Regions from separate parts of the Mus musculus genome. Here region 1 is linked to region 2. Evidence: chromatin loops called from intact Hi-C (ENCODE). Cell type or tissue: heart. All regions are shown on one strand. Links, peaks and the distances in the headings refer to the core of each region. The heading gives the core; the rest is flanking DNA.

The links. Hi-C counts contacts between places; a loop is a spot of excess contacts. Peaks named below come from ENCODE experiments on the same cell type or tissue, not always from the same donor. Only the 100,000 strongest peaks of a DNase experiment are listed, where the experiment ranks them.
Region 1: a loop joins it to region 2, with 2.3 times the contacts of the local background. A loop is called at or near these places in 1 of 42 quality-filtered maps.

What each region holds. Positions count from the first base shown.
Region 1 is chr16:35,766,328-35,771,699 of GRCm38, forward strand. It overlaps Slc49a4 (solute carrier family 49 member 4), which reads right to left and starts at 3,043. Exons shown (of 9, transcript NM_153550.4): 1 at 2,572-3,043. The coding sequence starts at 2,914. It overlaps Hspbap1 (Hspb associated protein 1), which reads left to right and starts at 4,059. Exons shown (of 8, transcript NM_175111.3): 1 at 4,059-4,212. The coding sequence starts at 4,149. In heart, for the core only: no CTCF peak of the experiment used is centred there; DNase peaks (open chromatin) are centred at 2,644, 3,084 and 4,034; H3K4me3 peaks cover 3,509 bases; H3K27ac peaks cover 2,648 bases.
Region 2 is chr16:35,866,319-35,871,690 of GRCm38, forward strand. It overlaps Parp14 (poly (ADP-ribose) polymerase family, member 14), which reads right to left and starts at 5,064. Exons shown (of 17, transcript NM_001039530.3): 1 at 4,849-5,064. The coding sequence starts at 5,035. In heart, for the core only: a CTCF peak has its summit at 2,907; DNase peaks (open chromatin) are centred at 3,033, 4,483 and 5,023; H3K4me3 peaks cover 937 bases; H3K27ac peaks cover 875 bases.

The DNA.
Region 1 (5,372 bases), core at 225-5,224, 100 kb before region 2:
AGCCCCTAAACAAACAGACAGACAATCCCCCATTCAGTGTGTTACAGGAATCATTCTGGATTAAGCACCCCACACCAATGAAGAGAGGGAGATGGGGCCTCTGGTGGGCAGAGCCAGGACAGCCCCTGAAATGATTCAAACCCAGGTCTTTTGTATACTCGGTTTTTATCCAAAACCAAGAGGTGGGGTGGGCAAGCAAGCTAGGTGTTTACAGAAGCCATCCAGGCAGTCAGCGGGTTGTTTCAGTGACCCATTGTCTCAGCGATTTCTCCAGGTCATAATGTTTCAGGTGACAAGTGAAGTCATGCTTGAAAAAACAGACAGATGGGACAAGCAATGCTTCAAGTCACTAAATACATCAGCATCTAATAATTGGTCTCTTCTACCTTATCCTATACCAGGTGCTTGTTAGAATTCTCTGCCAGCTCTTCCTGGAAGAAAGAGCTCCACCAGTCAACATACCCTTCCTCTACTACACACCTCTTCCCACTAGCAGGGTCTTCACACCCAAGTTACACCAGAGTCCTTCCTTTTAGAACTATACACACGTGCCGGGTGTGGTGGCGCACACCTTTAATCCCAGCACTGGGTGGGGAGGGGGGGGCAGAGGCAGGTGGATTTCTGAGTTCAAGGCCACCCTGGCCTACAAAGTGAATTCCAGGACAGCCAAGGCTACACAGAGAAACCCTGTCTCAAAAAACCAAAACCAAAACAAAACAAAACAAAACAAAAAAAACTATACACACTAAGCCTACAGCGCTCTTACCTGATATTCATGCAGTCTATCTGCCTCAGGTTTTTTTTTGTTGTTGTTGTTGTTTTGTTTTTTGAAGCTTCATATCTTAAGTTTCATGACTTTTACACCCATTATCATGGTTGTCACCCAACTCTAATGTCATCCCAGTTTGCCAAATGACCTCCTTAAAAAAAAATGAGCGTGCCAGGCAGTGGTGACGCACACCTTTAATCTCAGCACTTGGGAGGCAGAGGCAGGCGGATTTCTGAGTTTAAGGCCAGCCTGGTCTACATAGCGAGTTTCAGGACAGTCCGGGCTACACAGAGAAACCCTGTCTCCAAAAACCAAAACCAAACCAAACCAAAACAACAATAACAAGAATGCACCTGACTGAGTGCTAGTGTAGAACATACCGAAGTACCTTTCCTTTTCTTTTGGATCCTACTCTTCAGTGCTTAGAACTCTCTAGCCTCCCTTTCTGAGCACCTGTACTCAAGTTGATCATGGAAGTATTCAGTCATCAGTTTTCTTGTCTCTTCCACGTGGGTTCCCGTACCATCAGGAAGAGAGGGAACCTCACAGCTGGATTCTGTTCTTGCCACAGCAGTAGTTAGAGGACTGTGTTGCACCAGATGATCACAGCTCCATATCAACCTATGTTCCACTCTTACTTTGCAGGTAATGTTTGTGTTCACCCAGATTCCTATGTTGAAATCCTACTCCCAGCTAAGTGACTGAACTAAGAGGTGGCCGACTGGGGATGAAACAAATTTTTGAGGGCAAGGGCTGGACAGATAGGGTTACTGCCCTCATAAGAGAGACCCCAGAGAGATCCCTGGCCACTTCCCTTATGACATTACAAAGAAATGAGCATTGTATGAACGATGCTCACCAGATAAGCATTCTGCTTGGCCCTTCATCTTGGACTTCCCGGTTTCCAGAGGGGTTATAAATAAATGTCCTTCATTTTATAAGCTTATGGCTGTTTGTCAATGGGCCAGTAGACTAAGGCAATGTCCCAAAACTACCCAAAGAATCTATTGTATCAAAACTCGTAAAAGACTGAACAGAAACAAAGCAGTTTCCGACCAGTATCCGACCTCATAACCTAAGAAGTCTAAATCGTGCACAGCAGCCTCCTGGGGGTTTTATTTATCCTCTGGAGGGATAATTCAACATCTTGACTCTTTCCACTCTGGCCTTTTCCTCATCTCACAGAATCACACTGGCAATTGGCAAAGTGAGAAGCCTGGAGTCCCTAACTGAAAGAGAGCCTTCCTGCATCTGCGATCTTTATCTGAGAGTAATAAATCGCAACTGAGAAGTCACCCAGGCGGAAGCTCTCGGTTTACCTGGGGTTCTACCTTCCAGAAACCCAAGCGTCAGACCCGAGTTTCCCAACAGTCATCCAGGGCTGGAGTCACCACGCCAGCTCATTACCCTCTTACATCTGGTCATCACCAGTCTCTTCTGATCTTTCGCTCTCAGCACCCCAAATCTCTTTGAAATTTAAGCATGAGTCACTTTTGTCAGGTGTCAAAGACATTCATAGCAAGTGCACTGGATGGCTCTGATGTCCACAGTATACAAAGCCTTCTACATCTGATGATTGTGGCATAAAGGGCGTAACACAAAACATCAATACTTGGAAAGCATCCTCCGTATTTGTCGCTTTGGGGACAGAGGGTTCCCGAGTAAGGAATGGGATGCCAGCTACACTGGGTCACCTCACACAACCCCTAGACCAAGCCCAGGGAGACACAGGCAGGCCCGGATCCTGGCAGGCGCCAACTCCCAGAGAAGGGACACGCCCGCAGGCGTCCCGGACCCCTTACCTCTCTTGTCCAGCAGCCACATGAACGCGAAGCAGGGCAGGAAGCCTATGGGCCCCCAGAGGACCAGGAGCGCGATGTCCCATCCGGAGAAGCCATAGGCCTGGCGCGCCGAGTTCTGGATGGGGCCCCAGGTGTTCCAGACCAGGCCCTGGGCGAACGCGAGGAGCGAGAAGAGCAGCAGCACCAGCCAGCGGCGCCCGTACACCCTCCCGGGGTTCGGGCCCGCCGCAGGCAGCACGGCCGTCGCCTCCCGGCCCCTGCGCGCAGCCCCCGGCGCAGGCCCGAGCCCCGGCCCCAGCAGCGGCTGCCGCTCCTCCTCCTCGCTGCTCCAACCCGAGCCCATGGCGACGCCGCCCGCCGGCCCTGCCCGACGCGTCCCGGTGGCCGCAGACCAGCCGGGAGCTGACTGGGCGGGTGGAGCGGGAGCCGGAGCCGGAGCTGCTCTAGTCCTCGGCCTCCCGGGCGCGTCTGCTGCGCCTGCGCCGCCCGAGCCCGAGGGGAGGAGGCGAGGCGGGGTCCACCCTGCTCGCTGGGAACCCAGGAATGCCCCGGGGAGAAGCCCGGGACCCTACGAGTGGAAAGGGTAGAAGATCGCGGCCGGCTGGGAGACTGGAGCGAAGTAGGCTGAGTCAGTCACTCGCGGGTTGCTTGGAGGAAGTGCCCAAGTTTACATCACGTGCCTAATAAACAACTCGCTGACCTCGGGTCACTTATCCCAATGCTTGGGTCTATATTAGGCTTACTTTTGTTTTTATTGGGTTTCTAACTGCAGAAATTATAGACGGCAGGATACTGAAGTTTAGGAAGGTCTCAGGGTATTGTTTCATGAAGACCATTTGGTTTTGTATGTGTCTTACGCATCCAGTGAGATTATAAACTAGCCAATTTTCCTTCATACATATAAAGAGTTTTTTCTACCCATTTTGTTTGTCATGCAAACGGGTAAATAATATGGATTGTGTTAAAGTTGGAAGACAGTGACCTAGATCTCTCTCTTGGTATGTTAGCCAGACTAAATAAACGGCAAAAGCTGGAGATTGTGCATCTCTTGACCACATAGACATAGACATTCATTTGTTCAAATGCACAAATCCAGAACTCTGACAGCTGCCTGTGTCCTTGAAAACTAGTCATTTGCTGACATATCTGGCTCAGCAAATGAGTCACAGGGAACGCCTTCAAGGGGTTCGTATTCCCAGGCAGTCACGAAAACCAGCTGGAATGGCACTGATGCCAAGGGAACCAACAAGGTGGAAGAGTAGGCACGCCAGCCCCGGGGTCTCCTAAATCGCGAGTCCGACTGAGAGAAAGCCAAGGCGAAGATGGAGGATCCGACTAGAGAAGGAAGAGAAACAGCAGACGCTAAGGGTGGAAGAAAGGAGCCACAGCCCAGCCCACGTGCTCGCCGCCTTTCAGCTTCCAAAGAGCAAAACAAACCGGCGTGGCCACGCCCAGCGCCGTCACGTGACCGCGGCGGCGCCGGTTCCGGCAGAGGCGGAGGATCCTTCCTGTGTGGAAGCCGCAGATCCCGGTGAGCCCTCTCACCTGGCGCTCTCTCCATCCTCGGCGCGATAACCATGGCAGCAGGCTGCGAGGGCATCGCGCCCCCGACCCTGGGCGAGAGAACTGTGGGGGAGGAAGGTAGGTGCGAGCCAGGGACGCCGAAGTGCCTCCGAGCGGTGCGGATGGGCGCGGCTCCATCCCAAGTCTCGCCCGCGGCGTGTTAGGCCTGGGAGAAAGTGACTTTTTAGAGCATGTGGCTTCTTAACGTCGTGCGGATCAGTTTTCTGATCTATCGGGACAAGTACCACTGTGGAGTAAGAAGTTCCTCTGAGGACTCCAGGATCGCTGGCCTCTGAGGGAATTTTGTGGCAATTCTCTTGTCTCTGTTGGGATTCCAGGTGTATGCGACCATAACTTTTTATGGAGGTCTCTGGGGAGTTCGCCAGACTTGTGCACCAGGGGTTTTTACTTGACAGTCCATCTCTCCTGTCCCAAATCATTCTCTCATTTTTTAAAAAACCAATTTATCTTCCTGATAATGTGTCCTGTATCCTATTTTATGCCTCTCTTATCCACCATTCAACAGCAAAAGTGACACGTAAGATTCTTTAATAATTTGTATTGGACTTAGAACCTCCACTAAAATCCAAGCTCCAAAAACCGTGACCTACACAAAAATTTAATTTGGGGTCTGTTGTGTTTTATAAAAATAAGGAGAATATGTTTGGTGGATGTGTAGTCAGGTGTTGGGGAAGGGGGTGCCTCCGCTCCGCGGGCCCATGCTGAGGCATCCCTTCCCCTTGAGGGACCAGCCACACAAAGGTATAGTAGAGAATAGAGTTTCTTCAGGGTATGGGAGCGGAGTTGAGCGAGTAAAGGCAGAGAGAGAAGAGGAGTAGAGGCCGGCCATGAGCACGTGGAGGGGGGAGGGGAATGGAGAAAGGTTAAGGAGCAAGGGCAAGAGAGCAAGAGAAAGAGGAGGGGCAATCAGCCCCTTTTACCATGAGTCAGACACCTGGCTGTTGCCAGGTAACTGTGGGGCGGAGCCTGGAGAAAATGCCCACTGGGTCTGTTGAGGTCTCTAAGCATCTCTTCTGTTTGTACATTCTTAAACATTTTTAATTAGCCATAAAATGTGGGTTTCGTACGTTCTTGACTGGTCGATTCCCTTTCCATCATACTTGTACCCATCTTGCAGGTTCCAAATATCTCTAACCCTTGCATATTCTACTAGATGTTAAGCGCTTTGTGGAAATAACCTGTGGTGGTTTGAATAAAAACGGCCCCATAGGCTCATC
Region 2 (5,372 bases), core at 230-5,229:
CAAACTGCAAGCGATCTTCACTTACATAATTATTTACGTGATTTCTACAGTTTACATTCATAGCGGTTCAGCCAGCATCTCTAAGAAGCAAACTCTGTAGAAGAAAAACTTACCAGATGGATTTGAATCGCAGATTTAAACTTATGTTGTGTGCCTGTGGTGCGCGTGGATAGATTCCCACCCCTGCTCCTGTGGGGGCCACAGCAGGACACTGAAGTACTTCCCTCCGTTACTCTCTGTCTTCTGGCTTGGAAACCAACTGGGTCTGTCACTGAACCTGAAGTTTACCCTTTCGGCTAGGCTTGCTGGCCAAGGAGTTCTGGGGATCTGCCATCCTGCTCTCTACAAGGGCACTCGTAGCCATGCCCAGCTATTACAAGGGTGCTGGAGATTCAAACTCTGGCCTCACATCCACCCAACAAGCTCTCTTACTTAGTGAGCCATTCCCCTGCCTCTGAACTTACTGGGCTGTTGTTAAGACAAGGTCTTACTATGGTAGCCCTGGCTAACCTAGACCTTGCTCTGTAGACCAGGCTGGACACACAGAGATCCACCTGCCATCTCTGTCTCCCAAGTGCTGGGGTCAACGCATGAACTGTCATGCCCTGCTTACTGTCTATAGTTCACTGCTTTAGATTAGTTATGGAGCATGCCCTGGGGGCCTCGAAATTACCAGCTTGGTTGCCCAGCTCATAGTGGCAACAGTCTCAGAGGTCCAGAAGCCGAAGGGAAGGATGTTAGGTCACTGGGAACCAATTCTGTGAGAGGAAGGGGAAGAGGGTGACCCTGGGTCCTGCCTTGTGCCACTGGCCCAAAAGCAGCAGGCCAACTGACTGTAGACTGAAATACTCCAGAATTGTTGAGCCCAGATAAACCCTTCCTCTATTCAAGCTGATTATATCAGATACATTGTCACAATAACAGAACTGGTGAACACCCTAAGCATCCTGTTAAACAAATCTTACTTAGGAAGACTCAGTCTTCTTGACTTGAGGTTTGTCTTGGGTCAGTGTACTAAGTGTGTTACATTGAAGAAATATAAAGAGTTTAGTAGTATAGTACCTGTACTATACTTGGTAGGCACTGAAGGTAGAAATATCTACAATGATGGGGACGACTGGGCATATGAAAGCCATGTTTTTGGAAAGTGGCCCAGCTGGCCATTATCAGAATGACCAGGAGTCCAGCCATTTCAACCAGCACATTAGCTTACAATGATAAAGAACCCATATTTGGTAGTAAAGGGGGCAGAAAAAATTAGAATAGAGGAGATTTGCAAAAACAGAATTAGAGCACCGGGCAGCTGAACTACAGTGAAAACTGAGCCGAGTCCAAAGCCTTGCATTTGATTTCCAGCTCTGTCATAAACTACCTGGGTGTCTGTAGAGAAATAAACGCCTCTGTTGCAGAAGTTTCGACATTGAACGTACTCTCAGGGAATGCTCTCAGTCATATGAAGAGCCGTGAAAAACATAAACTGCAAGCATCCGAAGCCAGAGATAGAAGAGGAAAATCAGTGTAGCTCAGACCAGGGAGAACCGGAAAGGAACAGAAGGGGCGTGGCCAGCATAGAAGATATGCAAACAGGTTTAGGAGAGAGGTGGGGAGAGCCACTGCTGTTTACAGCAGCAACCCAAACACTGGGCTCCTGTTCAGCTCTGGTGGGCTGCTCTAATGATCTCAGCGCCTATCATAAAGGGAGGCCGCGATAGCTCTCCCGCCTCAGCCATGAAGAGGGAAGGCCAAAGTGGGGTCTCACTTAGACGCTTCCCCCAGAGACAGGAGTTACAATCCATCTAGGAAGGAACGTCTGGCTCTAACTGTATTCTGTGAACAGACAGGAGTTTCCAAAGAAGCAGTACTGGGCTGTCGAGAGGATTGAGGTCTCCGTGACATAAATGAAAGCCTGTGACCTAATATCATGTGTCTATGTGTTTCCCTCCTTTTCTTCTACCCTGGATTTGGTAAAGTCCATCCGAGGCATCCAGACATGGCCACCTCTTCATAGACTGGGTGCCTTTAATCCCAGCACTTGGGAGGCAGAGGCAGGCAGATTTCTGAGTTCGAGGCCAGCCTGGTCTACAAAGTGAGTTCCAGGACAGCCAGGGCTACACAGAGAAACCCTGTCTCAAAAAACAAACAAACAAACAAACAAAAAACAAGAGTACAAGCTGCTCTTCTAGATGATGCAGATTTTGGTTGCCAGCATCTAAAACCGACCTACAGTCTGTAACTCCAGTTCAGAGGATCTGAGGCCCTCTTCTGGCCTCGGCAAACACTTTATACATGTGGTATACAGACATATGCAGGCAAACACTCATACACATACAATAAAAGTAAATCTTTTTGTTGTTTGTTTGTGTGTTTGAGGCTGTGTTTCTCTGTGCATTCTTGGCTTTCTTGGAACTCACTCTGTAGACCAGGCTGGCCTCAAACTCAGAGATCTGCCTGCTTCTGCCTCCCAAGTGCTGGGAATAAAGGTGTAAGTTACCACCACCCAGCAAAATACTATTTATTTACTTACTTACTTATTTTTAAGAAGATGAGTTTCCTTACTTCAAGGATACCTAAGCCCTTGCACAATAAACGAGCCAAATTGGGACTAAAAAGCATAATAAAGTGTGCCCATCTGAAATGGGGCTTACAGTGTTTTGAGTTAGGGTTTGAGAGGGTAGTTCATTCACAGAACAACTGCCTGGCAGGCTCAAAGGGGAAAAAACACAGGAAATCATGCATGCTTTATTGTACACAAATCCAGTAAGCCTACAAAGGTCAGATCTTCCGGTTCCTACCTCTATATGCTAATTTCTGCTGGGAAGGGGATGCTGAGAGGCTCAATAGTACTATCCAGCTATTGTAGACACGAGTGAATAGTTAGGCCTGCTCAGGCTCCTTCTGGGCCAGAGGGTGGTGCTCTCTACAGGAAAGAAATGCTGCTGCTACAGGGAAATTCCAGATGACTTCCTACTGAGGAAACAGTGCCTCAAGTAGGAAACCGAAAGTGAATAGAGAGACATTCTAGTCACCCTAAAGACTGCCTCCTCAACAGGGTTAAATTTTAATAGATTTTGAGTCTTCTCTGTTGCAAGTGAAACCAGAGGGATGGCCTGGAGCAGCCTGGGGGGCTGTGGGCTAGGAGCCCTGTAGGGAGAAAGCCAAGCAGAGATCCTGCGACTGGTGAATTTCATTGTGAGCCCAGCCCTTCAGGGCGGAGTCACCTGGCCAGCCCCGGGGTCTGCTGTAAAGGCTAAAACTGGAATTGTATTATCACAATTATTTTTCCGTGCTGTGTATTTCAGTATAGTACCAATATCTTAGATAGTCTCTCAGTCCCTCTGTTTTGTTGGTTTGATGGTCTAGATAAACAACAGATTTTTTTTAATGTTTAGCATGTTCGGGTCTCGTCAGAGGGCTGGTGGTACACAATCCTTATTCAGTCGACACTCACTGTACTACAGTGTCTAGGGTGGAGCTGGAGATGTCTAGTTACCCCGACCTCTCTGTGACCAGGATGCCAGTAATCTGCACCCCTACCATGTGACCCTCATTTGAGGACAGTGACATTCTAGAGAAAAGCGCTCTCCATACGGGTCATGTCTGCTGGGATACTGACAGCTGGAATCAAACTGGGACCCCTCTACTGTGGTTCTCAACCTGTGGGTCACAACCCCTTAGGATCTAATGATCTTTTCCTGGGGATTAGGTTCTGGTTCATAATAGTAAGCAAAATTACAGTTATGAAGTAGCAACAAAAATAATTTTGTGGTTGGGGTCACCTCAACCTGAGGAACTGTGTTAAAGGTCTGCAGCATTAGGAAGGTTGAGAATCACTGATCTAGGAAAAGTGAAAAATGAGATTCTCACTTTACTAGCTAGCTGCCCATTGAGGGCTCCCTTGTGAAATCAAACCTGTGTTTTCCGGAAGGGATCAGAGCTAAGCAGGTCTCTTGTGCCCTCCTACCCAGGCTTCCTGAAACCCTGTGTTACACCTTTCTCTTGTTTTCATTTTTTTTTTTTTTTTTCCTTCTTGGGTCTTTGCTGGGCTGTTACCTTGCCCACTGCCCGGTCTCCTCAGCCTCCTTTCCTCTCCTCTGGCCCAAATGTTCCCTCCATCCTGCACTCTGAGGATGACCCTGGTCTGCAAAATCTCTGATATTAACACATGGTGGCTTTCCAGAAGTCACAGATCTGGGACTTCCATTCACCCACCTGAGCGAGAAATGAAGGCTGGGCCTCCTTTGCAGAAGGCCAATAGAGGTGGGGAACATTCAACTGCTTAACTGTTCAGGAACCTTCCAGAGATGAGGGAACACCCCCAGTCCCTATCCCAACCTGGGTTCCAAGCTTACAGCCACCTCAGATCATCTTGGGGCTGAAGGACGAGGTAGGAACAAGACACCACCACCCATTACCCACCCCTGCCCTGTCCCTCCCTCCTCCACTGAGGCACAAGAGCTCTAGGGCTTTTCACTTCTCAAGCTCATCTCCCTAAGAACCCTGCGGTGCTAGCGGACCCTGGACTCCTCCCGTTTCTTAATTCTTTTCCTGCCCCACCTGAATAATAAAAACAGGACAGTTAAAACAACAAACAAGGGCTGGAGAGATGGCTCAGCCGTGAAAGGCTAGGCTCACAACCAAACAACAAACAAACGAACACGGGAAGGTCCACAGATTGCTTCAGGGAGCGACTGGGAAAGCAAGGGGAACGCCACTCCCGGTTGCGCTCGCCACGCAGATTCTGCCTCCAGGATCTCCCGCACCGAACGAGCTGCAGCCGAGGGCTAGACCTGGCACCCATGGTCCCAAACCCCGCGCGAGGCGACCCTCCCCGACCTTCGCGCCCCTCACCATCCTCCGGGGAGAAGAGCACCCGGAAGCGTGCTGGGTTCCCCGGCTCCGGGACGACCTCGCACTCCCCTCCTCCGGATTTCTTCCGGCTCTGGAAGTACACTTGCAACTTGTTGATCAAGTTCTTTGGGGGGTCGGGGCCCCAAGAGCCCTCGACCAGCAGCGGGAAGGAACCCGACGCTGCCATCCTGACTGAACTAGGAAGCGGCGACTGCTGGGTCGTCCAAAACTGCTCAGAGTTTTAACATTGAGATAACTTCTTTCGCTTTCATTTCCTGGAAATCCCTCCCCGTCCTTAGTTTCTATCTTCACCTCGCTATCCCAGGATTGGAATAGTGCAACAACAACAACAACAACAACAACAACAACAACAACACACACACACACACACACACACACAGAGCTACCACCCACCCACCCCCAGGCACTTTGTTCTCCTGCTCTCAACAGAAGCCAGTCAATCCTCCACCCGAGCTCTAGCCTCCAGGCCACCTCCTTAGCAGCTCCAGAGCTGGGCCCCGCCC